Regions from separate parts of the Homo sapiens genome. Here region 2 is linked to region 1. A link is a loop called in an ENCODE intact Hi-C map of the cell type or tissue named here. Cell type or tissue: dorsolateral prefrontal cortex. All regions are shown on one strand. Each heading gives the region's core, and the rest is flanking DNA. Links, peaks and the distances in the headings are about the cores only. Region 1 has its middle 4.1 kb from the start of SLCO3A1. Region 2 has its middle 100 kb from the start of SLCO3A1.

The links. Peaks named below come from ENCODE experiments on the same cell type or tissue, not always from the same donor. Only the 100,000 strongest peaks of a DNase experiment are listed, where the experiment ranks them.
Region 2: a loop joins it to region 1, with 11 times the contacts of the local background. A loop is called at or near these places in 3 of 110 quality-filtered maps.

What each region holds. Positions count from the first base shown.
Region 1 is chr15:91,848,154-91,851,071 of GRCh38, forward strand. No RefSeq gene overlaps it. Among named protein-coding and RNA genes, the nearest start is that of SLCO3A1, 4.1 kb to the right of the region's middle. In dorsolateral prefrontal cortex, for the core only: a CTCF peak has its summit at 1,701 (motif pointing right); no DNase peak of the experiment used is centred there; H3K4me3 peaks cover 1,050 bases; H3K27ac peaks cover 2,500 bases.
Region 2 is chr15:91,750,698-91,753,615 of GRCh38, forward strand. No RefSeq gene overlaps it. Among named protein-coding and RNA genes, the nearest start is that of SLCO3A1, 100 kb to the right of the region's middle. In dorsolateral prefrontal cortex, for the core only: no CTCF peak of the experiment used is centred there; DNase peaks (open chromatin) are centred at 1,501 and 1,880; H3K27ac peaks cover 2,376 bases.

The DNA of each region.
Region 1 (2,918 bases), core at 251-2,750:
AGAGGAGGTCCCTGGGGGGAATGCCTGGAAGGAACTTTTCTATAAACATTGACTCCTTCTGAACATTGACACCTTCTGGATCTCTTCTGTCCTAATCAGAGGTATTAAGCTTCTTGGCACGAGGCCTGGTGGTCACTGAGAACAAATGATCCTTTATTTTTATTATTATTGTTATTATTATTTTGAGACGGACTCTCGCTCTGTTGCCCAGGCTGGAGTGCAATGGCACGATCTCGGCTCACCGCAACCTCTGCCTCCCAGGCTCAAGCGATTCTCCTGCCTCAGCCTCCTGAGTAGCTGGGATTACAGGTGCTCACCACCATGCCCGGCTAATTTTTGTATTTTTTAGTAGAGACTGGTTTTTCCCATGTTGGCCAGGCTGGTCTTGACCTCCTGACCTCAGGTGATCCAACTGCCTTGACCTCCCAAAGTGCTGGGATTACAGGCATGAGCCACTGCACCTGGCCGATCCTTTATTTTTATAGTAAAACACTTTCTATACCCTTAAGAAGCTAACAGTCTATGTGGATAAACAAATTCTATTTATATGCATATCAACAGAAGCAGCAAATGATGATCTCCCCAAATGTACTAATATTGGGAAATGTTTATTATCTCTATTCTTTCTCCTTTACCTCAAAACTCATTTTCCATAAATATAACAGATTCCTAAAACCCTGGTTTTCTCATATCAATTCTTTCTATTTCCATTAATGGTCTTCTTTCTTTCTTCTGTTTCTCCAGTTGAATTCACCATTTTTTAGAAGTATATCTACATTGATGTTTATCATTTTCACTTCTTTGCTGAGCTTTAGGGCACATTCAAATTAAGAGATATAATTCACAATATGAAACTATGAATATAGTAAGTAGCAAACGGAGGCTATTTGGTAGAAAGGCATATGGACCAGGCTAATTGGAAAATGGGGGTGGGGAGAGAAAAACTCTGAGAAAAAGAAAATAAGCTTCAACTCAGCCCAAATATTAGTTTCAAGCCAAATAAGTTGGCCTAGCCCCAATTCTATCCTTGGTTGGACACAACATAGGATTGGTGCATTTTCAGAAAAAAAAAAAAAAAATTCACAGGGTGAGAATCTAAGCATCCATTTTCCATCCCAGTGACAATCAGAAATCATTCTTTGCATTTATTCTTCAACTTTGTATTTGCCTGTGAACAAAACTGAAGCTGGCAAAAGATGCTTCACGTGAATTACTTGAACAACAATTTCTCATTGTGTTGAATTACACTGAGGCTGCTTGCTGGGAAATCTTTCACAGTCCAGTAACAGAGGAAGATATTGTCGTTTTTTCCCACGACCATATAGTTAACCCACTTCTCTCCTACCAAAATGAATAGACAGTCCTCTCTAAAATGAGGGAGGAAAGCTCTTCAAATCCTGATCACTAAGCATTTACCTATAGCTTATCAATATCTTACGAACCAAAAGCCAGTTTATCTTCTCATGTCACCCCACTTTCTTTTTTGCTTCCCCACATCAGATTTTAAGATTACTTGGCTTCTCAATGTTTAGAATACCTCTAGTAGCCAACAAAGTAAGGAATCACGGAACCACAGCCTTAGCTAGCAATATTTTCATCTTGAAAAGTCATCTAGTCCAGAAAGTAGTTGAGAGGCTAAAATAATCATAAAGGTTCTAGAGTCATTCATAATACCAACCTCTTCCTAAATTCACCATCCACCACTAGAGGGAGAGATGAATGAAAAAGGCCCTAGCATGGAAGTGGAGGTTACAGCATTTCTCCAAGGCAACATTTAAGGAAGCCCAGTTGAGGCCTTTAATGGGGTTTAAGTTGTCGGCTTTCCTGCTCACATGAGTGTTAACCGTCTATTTCAGAGGCTTGTTGGAGGGGGCACTGCAGTTCATGGAAGGGTTAAACCCCCTCTACCTCCCTTTCTTTCTCCTCCCTGCTCCCGTGTCAGGAGTTGGTTCCTTCCTGTGGGTTCGTGGTCTCGCTGACTTCAAGAATGAAGCTGCGGACCTTTGCGGTGAGTGTTACAGCTCTTAAAGGTGGCACGGACCCAAAGAGTGAGTAGCAGCAAGATTTATTGTGAAGAGCAAAAGAACAAAGCTTCCACAGCGTGGGGGGGGGGGGGGGTGGGGCAGCTTTTGTTCCCTTATTTGTCCCCACTCATGTCCTGCTGATTGGTCCATTTTTCAGAGTGCTGATTGGTCCATTTTACAAACCTCTAGCTAGCTACAGAGCACCGATTGGTGCGTTTTTACAGAGCACTGATTGGTGCATTTTACAAACCTCTAGCTAGCTACAGAGTGCTGATTGGTGCATTTTACAATGCTCTTGTGAGACAGAAAAGTTCTCCAAGTCCCCATCCGACCCAGGAAGTCCAGCTGGCTTCACCTCTCACTCCCACCAATTTGGGGTGGCAAATGTAGACTCAATTCCTGCCACTTGCTGGCGGTGAGCTCCCAAAATCCACCTACTGTTGTTTCTTTTGAGAAAAAAAAGGGGCTAATAAGACCAGCTCTCCCTGTTGTAAGCTTCAGCTGAGATACAGGACATAGAAGTACTTCATAAGCATTAACGTGCTGTACAGATACAAGGATGTTTACTATTTTTCTGCTGCTTCCTCTATCTGCATACGGGGCTAGGGGAATGCCAAGCAGAAGCACTTGGTGCTCATAAACCCACCTTATCATCCCTGGAGCCCTGATCTACAAGTAAATAAAGGATGAGCAAAGAAGGAAGGGAGTTGAACTTGTTAAATTCCTTCTTTCTGACTGTTGTGAGGCCGCAGCCTGATTTCCCTGAGGCTGACTTTGATGATTCTTTAGGCTTCAGGCACCAGGATTACTTTCATGGCTGCTTACCATTAATTATAGGAAGAATCCACAACCCTAATCCGAAATCCTTTATCTGACAGCAAAAGTGTGTGATTT
Region 2 (2,918 bases), core at 165-2,664, 98 kb before region 1:
GTAGTGGTGGTGGTGGTGGTGGTAGTGATGGTGGTGGTCATAGTAGTGGTGGTGGTGGTGGTGGTAGTGATGGTGGTGGTCATAGTGGTGGTGGTGGTGGTGGTGGTAGTGATGGTGGTGGTCATAGTAGTGGTGGTGGTGGTGGTGGTAGGGATGGTGGTGGACATAGTAGTGGTGGAGGTGGAGGTGGTAGGGATGGTGGTGGACATAGTAGTGGTGGAGGTGGAGGTGGTAGTGATGGTGGTGGTCATAGTAGTGGTGGAGGTGGTGGTGGTAGGGATGGTGGTGGACATAGTAGTGGTGGAGGTGGTGGTGGTAGGGATGGTGGTGGACATAGTAGTGGTGGAGGTGGTGGTGGTAGGGATGGTGGTGGTGGGAGCAGTGATGGTGGTGGTAGTAGTTCTGGTAGTGCTGGCGATGGAAATGCAGGCTGTGGTGATGCTGTTGGCAACTGTGATGGTGATGGCGGTGCTGGTGGCTGCTGTGGCAGTGGTGGCAGTAATATGGTGTAGTGGTTGTGGCTACACTGTGTTTAATTATTAAAGCCAGTTGGTTATCGCAGAGGGAGTACAATCCTGACTCACTTGGTCATCGGAGTAAGATCAAGTCTTTTCGATGGCATTGGTAAGAGGAGCTGGAAACCATCTCCTCCTGTAGGACTCACAGGGTTCTAGCTCCACCACTTAGACTATATGCCCTCAGCTCTGGATGCTTCCTGTAGCTGTAGAAAGTCCAGGAAGGCAACTAAAATAAATGATGATGAGACCTGTTCACGGAACGAGCTTAATTCAAAAGAGGGGTAGAAGAATTGATTTAATTATTTTCCCCTTTGTCCCTTCGAACCCAACTTTTTTTTCTCATTGTGGGATAAAATATTTTATCAGACATGCCCTTACTAATTCTTAATCATTTTTGGTTAATAAACAAATAATATCTTTGTTTTGGCATCAAAACGTAGAGTCCAATCTAATAATTACATAATTCCAGTGAGACAAAGTGCAATTATCAAAACACTGCGAATTCCTCACCCACCTCAAGCTGGCTTCAGGCTGGGTGCCTGGTTTCTGCTGTTCCTGGAATGCTGTTTCTAAATGTTCCTGGCAGGGCCAAGATGGGATGGAACAGGGGAAGAGGAAATAAGTCTTACATGCTGGTACTGTTGGCATCTGGCTTTGGTCTGTCTTGGATGGAAGGTGGAAGGCACACATTTACTGAGTTTTGCTGTCACAGGCACTTTTGAAGAGTCCTTGCCAACTTACTACACACACACACACACACAACTCATGCACACACACCATACTCATCCATACACACACTCACTCACACACTCATGCATATGCACACTCACATGTACACTCATGCACACACACACACAACAAAGCCTCTCTCCTGAGAACAAAGCCCCTCTCCTCAGCCTCTCGGTTTCTAGTGGCCCACCCCTCTCCTGGGATCACATTGTCTCTCCAGGACATCTTCTTTGGTCCCTTTCACCAAGTCCACATCTGGCCCCCGGAGAACAATCACCCTTGTTCTTGATAATCTGATAAGGGTGGCATCAGTCACAGCTGCTTCCTTTTGAATTCTGTTGGCTATAGTAAGACACATTTCTATGTTCCCCAAATGCCAGTGGGCACATGCCAGACTCCCCAGGTGGCCCCTCAAAGCCCTCTCAGTTGACTTGCAGTGAGCCATAAGTTCCCACCCACACTCACACAGGGGACAGGGGTTGGAGTACAGCACCCTGAAAATGCATCCAAAGAAACCCTCTTTCTATCAGCCTCTCCTGCCTTCCTTAAGCCTGGAAGCAGATGAAGGGCTAATGCTTGCAGAACTGGTTTTCCAATCTCTCAGCATGCCCTGCTAAGGACGCGGTGGAACTTGCCACCTACTGTCCTCTTCTAAGGCTTTGAGGCCTTGCTGAAAGCCGCAGACAGAGTGACATTTTCACATTCTCTTACAATAGGGTTGCAGTGCTGGCAAATAAGAACAGAACAAAAAATGATGAGCACGCTTGATCTAGGAAAACAAACACAAAGAGAAAACAGTAATAATGAGAAAATACCCCGCGTTTGTTGAGCAAAGCTTTTACATGTATTGTTATATAATTTTCAAGGACTGGGAAATGGATATGGAGATCACAGTAATAACCTAGCATTTAGATAACGTGGCAGAGTTTACAAAGAGCTGTCTCCCATATCGACTCATTTGACTCTCATAAGAAGCTGGCTGGGTTCGTGCTATTCATCTCATTTTACAGAGGAAGAATTAGGGTCAGGAGTGGCAAAGGGGGCTAATCTCACAAGCCAACCCATATTAATTGAGCCCTCCTGCCAATCACAGTGCTATTCAAAGTATAGTCCAAGAGTAGAAAATGAAAATAAATATTTTAAAGCTCTTTTTTTTTTTTTTGAAGTGTAGTCTCGCTCTTTCACCCAGGCTGGAGTGCAGTGGCGCAATCTCGGTTCACTGCAACCTCCGCCTCCTGGGTTCAAGTGATTCTCCTGCCTCAGCCTCCTGAGTAGCTGGGACAACAGGCTGGTCTCGAACTCCTGACCTCAAATGATCTGCCCGCCTCAGTCTCCCAAAGTGCTGGGGTTACAGGTGTGAGCCACTGCACCCAGGTGAAACTCTTTTTTTTTTTTTTTTTTGAGACGGAGTGCAGGGGCGCAATCTCGGCTCGCTGCAATCTCCGCTCCCAGGTTCAAGCAATTCCCCTGCCTCAGCCTCCCAAGTAGCTGGGACTACAGGCACGGACCACCATGCCTGGCTAATTTTTTTAAAAAATCTTTTGTAGACATGGGGGTCTTGCTTTCTTTCCCAGACTGTTCTCAAACTCCTAGCATCAAGCAATCCTCCTGCCTTGGCCTCCCGAAGCGCTGCTAGGATTACAGGTATAAGCTACTGCACCCCACCTAAAA